Linked DNA regions of Mus musculus: all the other regions are linked to region 3. Evidence: chromatin loops called from intact Hi-C (ENCODE). Cell type or tissue: left cerebral cortex. All regions are shown on one strand. Links, peaks and the distances in the headings refer to the core of each region. The heading gives the core; the rest is flanking DNA.

Region 1 (3,768 bases), core at 688-3,187, 270 kb after region 3:
AAACCTAGGATAGCAAAAACTCTTCTCAAGGATAAAAGAACCTCTGGTGGAATCACCATGCCTGACCTAAAGATATGTTACAGAGCAATTGTGATAAAATCTTCATGGTACTGGTATAGTGACAGACAAGTAGACCAATGGAATAGAATTGAAGACTCAGAGATGAACCCACACACCTATGGTCACTTGGTCTTTGACCAGGGAGCTAAAACCATCCAATGGAAAAAAGACAGCATTTTCAACAAATGGTTTTGGCACAACTGGGGGTTATCATGTAGAAGAATGTGAATTGATCCATTCCTATCTCTTTGTTCTAAGGTCAAATCTAAGTGGATTAAGGAACTCCACATAAAACCAGAGACACTGAAAGTTATAGAGGAAAAAGTAGGGAAAAACCTTGAAAATATGGGTACAGGGAAAAAATTCCTTAATAGAATAGCAATGGCCTGTGCTGTAAGATTGAGAATCGACAAATGGGACCTCATAAAGTCGCAAAGTTTCTGCAAGGCAAAAGACACCTTCAATAAGACAAAAAGATCACCAACAGATTGGGAAAGGATCTTTACCTATCCTAAATTGGATAGGGGACTAATATCCAATATATATAAAGAACTCAAGAAGGTGGACTCCAGAAAATCAAATAACCCCATTAAAAAATGGGGCTCAGAGCTGAACAAAGAATTCTCACCTGAGGAATACCAAATGGGAGAGAAACACCTGAAAAAATGTTCAACATCCTTAATCATCAGGGAAATGCAAATCAAAACAACCCTGAGATTCCACTTCACTCCAGTCAGAATGGCTAAGATCAAAAACTCAGGTGACAGCAGATGCTGGTGAGGATGTGGAGAAAGGGGAACACTCCTCCATTGTTGGTGGGATTGCAAGCTTGTACAACCACTCTGGAAATCAGTCTGGCGGTTCCTCATTAAATTGGACATAGTACTACTGGAGGATCCTGCAATACCTCTCCTGGGCATATATCCAGAAGATGTCCCAACCGGTAAGAAGGACACATCCTCCACTATGTTCATAGCAGCCTTGTTTATAATAGCCAGAAGCTGGAAAGACCCAGATGCCCCTCAACAGAGGAATGGATACAGAAAATGTGGTACATTTACACAATGGAGTGCTACTCAGCTATTAAAAAGAATGAATTTATGAAATTTCTAGGCAAATGGATTGACCTGGAGGGTATCATCCTGAATGAGGTAACCCAATCACAAAAGAACTCACATGATATGCTCATTAGTCTTTGTTGGACTTACTATGAGCAATGACTGTCAGTGGTTATGTTACTGATGAATACAAATGTAATTCTCCTACTATTTGGATATATTTTCTTCTCAGTATAAGAACTAAGGGCACAGAAGGCACAAATTCAGCCACACAAGTACATTTCCATTCCCTACTTGTTTAGTGTATAATATTATGACACTGGACAAAGTTTCATGGACAATTCATTATGTGACTAAAAAAAAAATCTTTTCAAAGTTAACTTTCATATGCTTTCAGAACAACAACATCATATTCCACTAGAATTATTTCACTGTAGCAAAAATGAAGCAATTAGAGTTCAGAAACCCAAGGTGAAAGATATCACAGTGGCTAAAACAGCCTTTGGCTCAGCCTTGCCAGACTTTGTCAAACATATGTGCTGGCTTCATGGCTCTTGCTCCATTTTATTAGTCATGTCTGTGCTACCCATGGGGCAGCATAAAGTAGGAAATTGCTCAATTGAGGTTCCTGTTTTCAGCTGTTGAGTTCACAGTCAAGATTAACATTTGCACACACTGAAATACCAAATCAAATAGTATTTATTTATTTATTGATTGATTGATTGATTCATTCATTCATTCATTCATTCATTCATTCATTCATTTCATTGGTTGTTTTATCTTTTGCAATTCAAATATTATCCTGCTTTCATTTCCCCTCCACAAATCCTCCATCCCATCCCCCTCCCCTGCCTCTATGAGAAGGCTCCCCTACCCACCCACCTTCCACCTCAGCACCCTAGTATTCCCATACGCTGGGTCATTGGGCCCCCACAGGAACAAGTGGCTACCATCCTATTGATGCCTGATAAGGAGGGACTAAACCACCAACCAAAGAATACACATGGGAGGATTCACGGCTACAGCTGGATATGTAGCAGAGGATTGCCTTATCTGGCAAACAGCTCCTATACATGCATTACAGGAAATAAATTGTATCTTGAGGCTTAGCTTTCCTGCTCATTTTCCTACACACATATCTGAGATTGATGAAGGCGCTTATACCCATCTTACCCAAATTCCTATCTGCATATAGTAAGAATTGAAATATCTTATTTCTGTCTAAAATGGACTCTGACATCATTATGTCCAAAAATAAGCTATTTAATATTCTTTGCAGTATACCATTTCAAACTCCATCAAGCATATACTTACTAAAGTGTTCCCATTTGCTATCTAGAAGAAATCAAAATGATATGACTGAATACCCTGCCAAAGACAATTTAAGAGATCATGGGTTTTTTTGGGCTTAGAACTCCAAATAACAGTTCCTCATTGCAAAGACATCAGGGTGGCAAGATCATGATGCAGCGTGTCACATTATATCCACAGACAGCAGCAGAGACCAGTGAATTAATGCATGCATGCTAGTATTCAACTGGCTCTATTTTACACTTCAAGATGCTCTATGTAGGACAATATTTGACACAAAATTAAGATGAGATTTCCTAAATCAGTTAACTAGAGATAATCCCTTACAGATGGGCTAAGATATAGTCAGACTTCAACAATTTCTCACTGATGTCTCTTGTGGCTTCCTTCTTCTGTGAGAAGTTGGCAATTGATACTAATTATAACATAATTTACTGTGCTTGTGTAGGCAAAAAGACTCCTAAGTTTCTCTTGGACTACATTTATTGATATCAGTAAAGGATATCCAAGGGATCATTCCCAGAGAACCACTGGTTTATTCCAGCATTGGGCTGATCTTACAAATATTATGAGCCAAACTTAGAACTTTATGTGTCACTGAAAAAGAATATGACACAAATCAACAACATCTAGGATCTTACGTGTTTGGGAAACATTCTTTTGTACTGGATTCTAACTGGTGTGTTACCAAGACAAGACACTTGAGACAACATGGCACAAGCTCAGGGTCAAAAGAAAGAGAAAGGATTATGTTATGCATATCTGAGTCCCTCTGAAAACAAATGGTAAATCAGAACTCCTTCCCTGAAGCTGCATGCAACACTGTTTAGCTATTTCAAAATAAGCAGTATGGTTCCTGTTTTCACATAACATTGAAGTGATCTTTATGCAGAACAAGTCACAATACTTCCTTTCTCTACGTGTAAGAACCTGAGATCTCATGAGAACTGATTCTGGTCCCAACAGGGTTCTTAACACCAACCATGCTTCTCCTAGATGCCTGGACCCACATTCCTCATAGTGTCCTGCTGTTGATCCTGCTTCTGGGACTTAAAGGTGAGCATGCCCCAAAAACAGAATAATCTCCCTGCCTCAGAGCTACCCTTACCATTGAAAGCAAAGGATTCCAGTTAATTACCTGAACTGTCACATTGTCTCATATAATAGAGCCAGAATTCTGAGCACTGCCTGAACTGGAATGTGAGCTTATAGCTTTGATACATAGAGTAGAAATGATTCATCCATAATATTTTCCACATATCCCTGTTCTTCATGACCCCCTCCAGTGAGCTTTAGTTCCTTCTATTTGTTTCAAACAGGACTAATAATAATCTGCATG
Region 2 (3,768 bases), core at 688-3,187, 520 kb after region 3:
TGAAAGCGAGATATCAAGAGGCTAAGTTGGCAAATGATGAAAATAAGTATATTCAAATTAAATGAAAGTGGAATTTTCATTTTCCGTTAACAGGGTCTTGCTATGTACTACTGGCTGGCCTCAAACTCAGGGAGATGCACCTGACTCTGTCTGATTGATGAGATTAAAGGCATGTGCCACCATACCTGGCTTGAGTTCCATTCTTATTCTGCTTGGGTTCACCTGCATAAGGTAGCATTGCCCAAATTGAGCTAGATCTTCCTAAGTTTCCAATGGAAAGAGTAAACCACAGATATACCCATAGGGCAGCATTGAGCAGAAAATTTCTCAACTGAGGTTCCTGTTCTCAGGTACCCTGGTATCGTGTTCACAGCCAAGATTAGCTCTTCCACCCCCTAAAACACCAAAGCAAACATTTCTTACACCTGGATTAGATAGGAGAGAATTTGGTCTTGACGATTAGCTTTCTTGCTCTTTTTCCCAGCACATATCTAAAGTTAGTGAGGACCCTTATACGTCTTTCTCCCTAGTTCCTATCTGAACACAGTAAGAATTGAAATATCTTCTTTCTAACAAAATAGAAACTGACATCCTTGTTTCAACTAGTTCTCCATGTCTCAAGAAGCAATCTACTCAGTTTCCTTCAGAGTATACTGATGTACACATTCATGCTCCATTAAGAATATAAGATCATATGCCCCAGTACAAGGGAATGCCAGGGCCAGAAAGCAGGAGTGGATGGATTGGGGAGCAGGGCAGAGGGAGGGTGTAGGGGAATTTCAGGATAGCATTTGAAATGTAAATAAAGAAAATATCTAATTAAAAAAAAAAGAAGAAAAAGGAATATACTTATTAAAATGTTCCCATTTTAAAGAAGTCAAAAGCTGACTCCTGAGAGGCTCTGCCAGAGGCTGACCAGTACAGATGTTGATGCAGTCAACTATTGGACTGAGCATGGGAAACCCCATGGAGGAGTTAGGAGAAGGACTGAAGGAGCTGAAGGGGATTGCAACCCCATAGGCAAAAAACAATATCAACAAATCAGACCACCAGAGGTCCCAGGGACTAAACCATCAATCAAAGAATGAAACCCATGGTTCCAGCTGCATATGTAGCAGAGGAAGGCCTTATCTAGCATCAGTGGGTGGGAACCCTTGGTTCTGTGAAAGCTTGATGCCCCAGTGTAGGGTAATGCTAGGGCAGTGAGGCAGAAGTGAATAGGTGTGTGGGAGGGGGAGCACCCTCACAGAAACAGGGGTGGGAGATGGGATAGAGGGTTTGAGGAGGAGAAACCAGGAAAGGGGATAACATTTGAAATGTAAATAAATAAAATATCCAACAACAAAAAAAAAAAAGGTTCCCATTTCCTCTCTGAAAAAAAAAATCAGGATGATATGATTGAAACATCTGGCAAAGGCAACTTAAAAGATCACGGATTTATTGAGTTTACAACTCCAAATTATAATTTATCATTGTAGCGATATTAGGGTGGCAAGATTTTGAAGCATGGAGTCATTATATATCCATTGATAAGAGTAGGGAGCAAAGAGTTTATGCATATATGCTATAATTCATCTAACCCTATCCATTTTATTGTTCAAGATGCCCTACCTAGAACATAATTTTGTCCAAAATTAACATGAGTTTTCTCAAACCAATTAACTAAAGACATCCCACTCAGATGGTTTAAAAGGCCTTCTAAACCTTATCAAACTTACATATGTTCCTAGTGGCCTGTTTCTTGTATGCCTGGTTGAGAATTAATACTATTTGTAACATATACTAAGTTACATGTTTGTGTATGCAAAAAAGGCCTTTAAGTCTCACTTTGACTACATTTATCAGGATATTAGTAAAAGACATTCAAAGGATCATGAGAAAAAACATCTTGTTTACTCCAGCACTGAGCTGTTCTCACAAATATGGCCTTAACTGTGAAGTTTTATGTGGCACTGGAAAATGATATATAGACTTGGGTGTATGGGAAACACTCTTTTTTGGGGATTCTAACTGGGGAGTTACTAAGTCAAGATATCTTGAAACCACAGGAATCCAAGACAGGTTTAAGAGAAAGAGAAAGGATTACTTAAAGTATAAATATCTGAGTTTCTCTGCAAATAACTGTTAAAAACAACTCTTCCATTGCAGCTTCTTGTAATACTGTGAATCTATTTCAAAATAACCTGTATTGTTCCTGTTTCTCCATAACACTGACATATCCTGTTTGCAGAAAAAGCCACAGTACATCTTTTCTCTTCAGCCAGAAGCTACGACCTCACGAGAAAGTAGAAAAGACTCCTTAACCCTGACCATGCATCACCTGGACTTCCGGCCACATACTCTCCACAGAACCCTGCTCATGACTCTACTCCTGGGACTTACAGGTGAGCATGTTACAACAATAGCATCATCTTCCTGCTTCTGGACTATCTTCTGCTATTGAAACTACAGAAATAAGGGTAACCACCTGAACTGCCACCAGGAGAGAAATCCAGCATGTTGTCTCGGGTCTTTACCTGAATCCTGAGCACTGCTCAGCATGTTGATAAGTTGCAGCATTTAGCTAGAACATCCTATTAAAAAATGCTTCAAAAAGCATGATTTCTAATACTTCACCTAATAAAAGTTGGTTCACAGAATCTCACTTAAATTACTGTATCTCTTAGGCCCATCAGAGCCAGGAGTCACTGCCAATGAAGCTGACGGGGCTACCTGTCACTAAGCTCAGTACTCTCTGCTCATTTCCTGAAACACTGAGGCTGACATGCAGACCACTGACAGGATTCTAGGTGAAGCATGTTAGGCAATACTCAGCCACTATACTGTCTTGCGTAGGTTTCTCATTTTGTCTTCAGGCCTGCAGTTCCTCCCTCAACTGATCTCAGTCTTCTCACATGGTTATTGCTTCCATGACAAGCATGTACTAATATTTTTCTCATCTAACGCTGTATTTTACTGCTGTGGTTGCTGTAACAAGTACCACAGTGTGGTGGTCAAAAGAGTAGACATTCATTTCCTCAAAATTCTGAAAACTGGAATCTCAGAGTCAAGGTGCCCACAGAGATATTTTTTCCAAGATGCTTCTACTTTATAAATTAAACCTTCTCTTTCTGTCTTTATGTATTATCTTACCTCATTCTTTCTCTGTGGATATTTTCTACTTCCTGAAATAAAACCAATCACATTGGGTTAATACTCACCCAAATGACTTCTATTGATTTTAACTCCTTAAATACTCTCCACCATATATAGTCACTATATGGCACATGAGATTATGGCATTGATATGTAGAGTATAAGCAATGTATCCATAACAGGTCCCCACATGTCCCTGGTCTTCTCAATCTTCTCCAGTGAACTTTCCTTCCTTCTACTTGTAGCAAACAGGATTAGTGACACACTGAGTGTTCCCTGCTCACGGTTCACCTAAGAATATTTGTTAGCTGTTCATTTTTCGGTGGTGAGGAAGACTCTATTACTGATTCCGTGGCTTTAGGTCTGGGCATAGCAACCTTCAGGTTCCACTTTGGCTCATGTGTTATATTGTCTAACAAGATAAAAGTTTAATTTTTAAATGTCCTCATTACACTCTCTCTGCACCTGGGAGTAGCGGTAAGAGAATAGTCCTGCTGATTCTTTTAACACTTCCTGAAGCTTTCTGTATTTCAAATTTTCTAAAATTAATATATAATTACTTCATTTCTCTGCTGTCTCTTTTTCAAGTCCATAGCCCTTGTTTATTTCTTTCTTTAAGTGCTTTACACACACA
Region 3 (3,768 bases), core at 564-3,063:
TTCCTGCTCATTAACCTACAAACATATCTGAGATTGATGAAGGCACTTATACCCCTCTTTCCCTAGTTCCTATCTCCATAGAGTAAGAATTGAAATATCTTATTTCTTTCTAAAATGGACTCTGACATCATTGTGTCACTATGTCCTCCCTGGCTCCAAAAATAAGCTATTTAATATTCTTTGCAGTTTACCATTTCAAACTCCATTAAGCATATAATTACTAAAGTGTTCCAATTTGCTATCTAGAAGAAATCAAAATGATATGACTGAATACCCTGCCAAAGACAATTTAAGAGATCATGGGTTTTTTTGGGCTTAGAACTCCAAATAACAGTTCTCCATTGCAAAGACGTCAGGGTGGCAAGATCTTGACTCAGGATGTCACATTATATCCACAGACAGCAGCAGAGACCAATGTATTAATGCATGCATGCTAGTATTCTACTGGCTCTATTTTACACTTCAAGATGCTCTATGTAGGACAATATTTGACACAAAATTAAGATGAGTTTTCCCAAATCAGTTAACTTGAGATAATCCCTTACAGATGGGCTAAGATATAGTCAGACTTCAACAATTTCTCACTGATGTCTCTTGTGGCTTCCTTCTTCTGTGAGAAGTTGGCAATTGATACTAATTATAACATAATTTACTGTGCTTGTGTAGCAAAAAGATTCCTAAGTTTCTCTTGGACTACATTTACTGATATCAGTAAAGGACATCCAAGGGATCATTCCCAGAGAACCACTGGTTTATTCCAGCATTGGGCTGATCTTACAAATATTATATGAGATAGAACTTTATGTGACACTGAAAAAGAATATGACACAAATCAACAACATCTAGTATCTTAGGTGTTTGGGAAACATTCTTTTGTACTGGATTCTAACTGGTGTGTTACCAAGACAAGACACTCGAGACAACATGGCACAAGCTCAGGGTCAAAAGAAGGAGAAAGGATTATGTTATGCATATCTGAGTCCCTCTAAAAACAAATGGTAAATCTGAACTCCTTCCCTGAAGCTGTATGCAACACTGTTTAGCTATTTCAAAATAAGCAGTATGGTTCCTGTTTTCACATAACATTGAAGTGATCTTTATGCAGAACAAGTCACAATACTTCCTTTCTCTACGTGTAAGAACCTGAGATCTCATGAGAACTGATTCTGGTCCCAACAGGGTTCTTAACACCAACCATGCTTCTCCTAGATGCCTGGACCCACATTCCTCACTGTGTCCTGCTGTTGATCCTGCTTCTGGGACTTAAAGGTGAGCATGCCCCAACAATAGAATCATCTCCCTGCTTCAGAGCTACTCTTACCATTGAAAGTAAAGGATTCCAGTTAATTATCTGAACTGTCACAGGAGAGGTAAGAATATTGTCTCACATAATAGAGCCAGAATTTTGAGCACTGCCTGAACTGGAATGTGAGCTTATAGCTTTGATACATTGAGTAGAAATGATTCATCTATAACAGTTTTCCACATATCCCTGCTCTTCATGACCCTCTCCAGTGAGCTTTAGTTCCTTCTATTTGTTTCAAACAGGACTAGTAATAACCTGCATGGTGCCAGTATGTTGTCAGGTTTTTCTTTTTCTTTTCTTTCTTTTTATTTATTGATTATTTTATTTATTTACTTTTCAAATATTATCTGTCTTCCAAGATTCCCCTTTGTAAACCCCTATACCACTCCCCCCAGCTTGTATGAGGGTGCTCCCAAACCCACCCACCCACCCACTCCCATCTCACGACCCTTGCATTCCCCTACACTGGTCCATCAAGCCTCCGTAAGACCAAGAGGCTCCCCTCCCATTGATATCAGATAAGGCAATCCTCTGCTGTATAAGCAGCTAGAGCTATGTGTCCCTCCTTGTGTATTCTTTGGGTGGCGGTTTAGTCCTTGGGAGCTCTGGGATTGGGGAGCTCTGGTTTGTTGAAATTGCTGTTCTACCTATAGGGTTGCAAACCCCTCCAGCTTCAACAGTCCTTCCCCTAACTCCTCCATTGTGGGTCCCTGTGCTCAGTCCAATGTTTGTGAGCATCCTCATACATATTGGTTAGGCTCTGACAGAGCCTCTCAGGGGACAGCTATAACAGGCTCCTGTCAGCAAGCACTTCTTGGCATTAGCAGTAGTGTCTAGGTTTGATGTCTGCAGATGGGATGGATTACTAGGTAGGGCAGTCTCTGGATAGCCTTCCCTTTAGTTTCTGCTCCATTCTTTATCCCTGCAGGACAGGGACAATTCTTTGTTAATATTTTTGAGATGGGTGGGTTGCCAATCCCTCAACTGGGGGCTGTGCCTAACCTCTGGATATAGTCTCTACAGGTTCTCACCTTTGTTGGGTATTTCAGCTTATGCCATTCCTACTGGGTCTTGAGAGCCTCTTGCATTCCTGGAATCTGGCACTTTCAACTGGCTACACCCAGTTCTCCATTTGCTGTTGCTTCACATATCCTTTCGTTTTCCTGACCCTCTGTATTTCTACTCCTATACCCAATCCTGTCACTTTTTCCCTCTTCCTCCTCCTCCTCCTCCTCTACCTCCTCCTCCTCCTCCTCTTCCTACTTCCTTCCCTCCCTCCCTCCCTCCCTCCTTCCCTCCCAGGTCTCTCCTTCCCTCTATCTACCTCCCCTGATTATTTTGTTTCCCCTTCTAAGAAGAACTGATGCATCAATACCTAGGTCTTCATTCTTTTCCAGCTACATATGATCTGGGAGTTTTATTGTGTGTATTCTGAGCTTTTTACCTAATATCTACTTACCAGTGAGTACATACCATGTGTGGTCTTTTGTGATTGGGCTACCTCACTCAGGATGATGTTTTCTAGTTCCATCCATTTGCCTGTGAATTTCATGAAGTCATTGTTTTTAATAGCTGAGTAGTACTCCATTTTGTAAATGTACCACATTTTCTGTAACCATTCTTCTGTTGAAGGACATCTAGGTTATTTCCAGCTTCTGGCTATTATAAATAAGGCTGCTATGAACATAGTGGAACATGTGTACTTTTATAAGTCTGAACACCTTTTGAGTGTATACCTAGGAGTGGTAGAGTTGAGTCCTCTGGTAATACTATGTCCAGTTTTCTGAGGAACCACAGACTAATTTCTAGAGTGGTTGTAACAGCTTGCAATCCCACCCACAATGGAGGAGTGTTTCTTTTTCTCCACATCCTTGCCAGCATCTGCTGTCACCTGAATTTTTATTTTAGCTATTCTGACTGTTGTGAGATGGAATCTCAGTGTCATTTTGATTTTCATTACCCAGAAAGTAAAGATGATGAACATTACTTTAGGTTCCTCTTGACCATTTGAGATTCCTCAGTTAAGAATTTTTTGTTTAGCTCTGTACCTCATTTTTCAATAGCGTTATTTTATTATCTGGAGTTTACCTTCTTGAGTTCTTTCTATATTCTGGATATAAGCTTTTAATCACTTGTAGGTTTGGTAAAGATTTTTCCCAATATTTCCAATCTTTTATCAGATGTAGGGTTGGTTAAGATTCTTCCCAATCTAGGTTGCCATTTGTCCTATTGAAAGTGTCTTTTGCCTTACAGAAGCTTTTCAATTTTTGTGAGATCTCATTTGTCAATATTTGATCTTAGAGCCTGAGCCATTAATATTCTGTTCAGGAATTGTTCTCTGGTGCTTATGTATTTGAGGCTCTTTCCTACTTTCTCTTTGATGAGATTCAGTTTATCTGTTTTTTGTTGTTGTTGTTTTGTTTTGTTTTGTTTTGTTTTGTTTGAAAGAAAATGAATTTAAT

Evidence for each region. A loop is a pair of places that touch in the nucleus more often than their neighbours do. Peaks named below come from ENCODE experiments on the same cell type or tissue, not always from the same donor. Only the 100,000 strongest peaks of a DNase experiment are listed, where the experiment ranks them.
Region 1: a loop joins it to region 3, with 10 times the contacts of the local background. A loop is called at or near these places in 21 of 42 quality-filtered maps.
Region 2: it touches region 3 in a loop (2.9-fold over the local background); 7 of 42 quality-filtered maps call a loop at or near these places.

Annotation. Positions count from the first base shown.
Region 1 is chr3:15,574,595-15,578,362 of GRCm38, reverse strand. Sirpb1b (signal-regulatory protein beta 1B) reads left to right here and starts at 3,298. Exons shown (of 6, transcript NM_001173460.1): 1 at 3,298-3,485. The coding sequence starts at 3,413. In left cerebral cortex, for the core only: no CTCF peak of the experiment used is centred there; no DNase peak of the experiment used is centred there.
Region 2 is chr3:15,330,766-15,334,533 of GRCm38, reverse strand. Gm9733 (predicted gene 9733) reads left to right here and starts at 2,232. Exons shown (of 3, transcript NM_001076679.2): 1 at 2,232-2,384. The coding sequence starts at 2,312. In left cerebral cortex, for the core only: no CTCF peak of the experiment used is centred there; no DNase peak of the experiment used is centred there.
Region 3 is chr3:15,845,842-15,849,609 of GRCm38, reverse strand. It overlaps Sirpb1c (signal-regulatory protein beta 1C), which reads left to right and starts at 1,123. Exons shown (of 6, transcript NM_001173459.2): 1 at 1,123-1,269. The coding sequence starts at 1,197. In left cerebral cortex, for the core only: no CTCF peak of the experiment used is centred there; no DNase peak of the experiment used is centred there.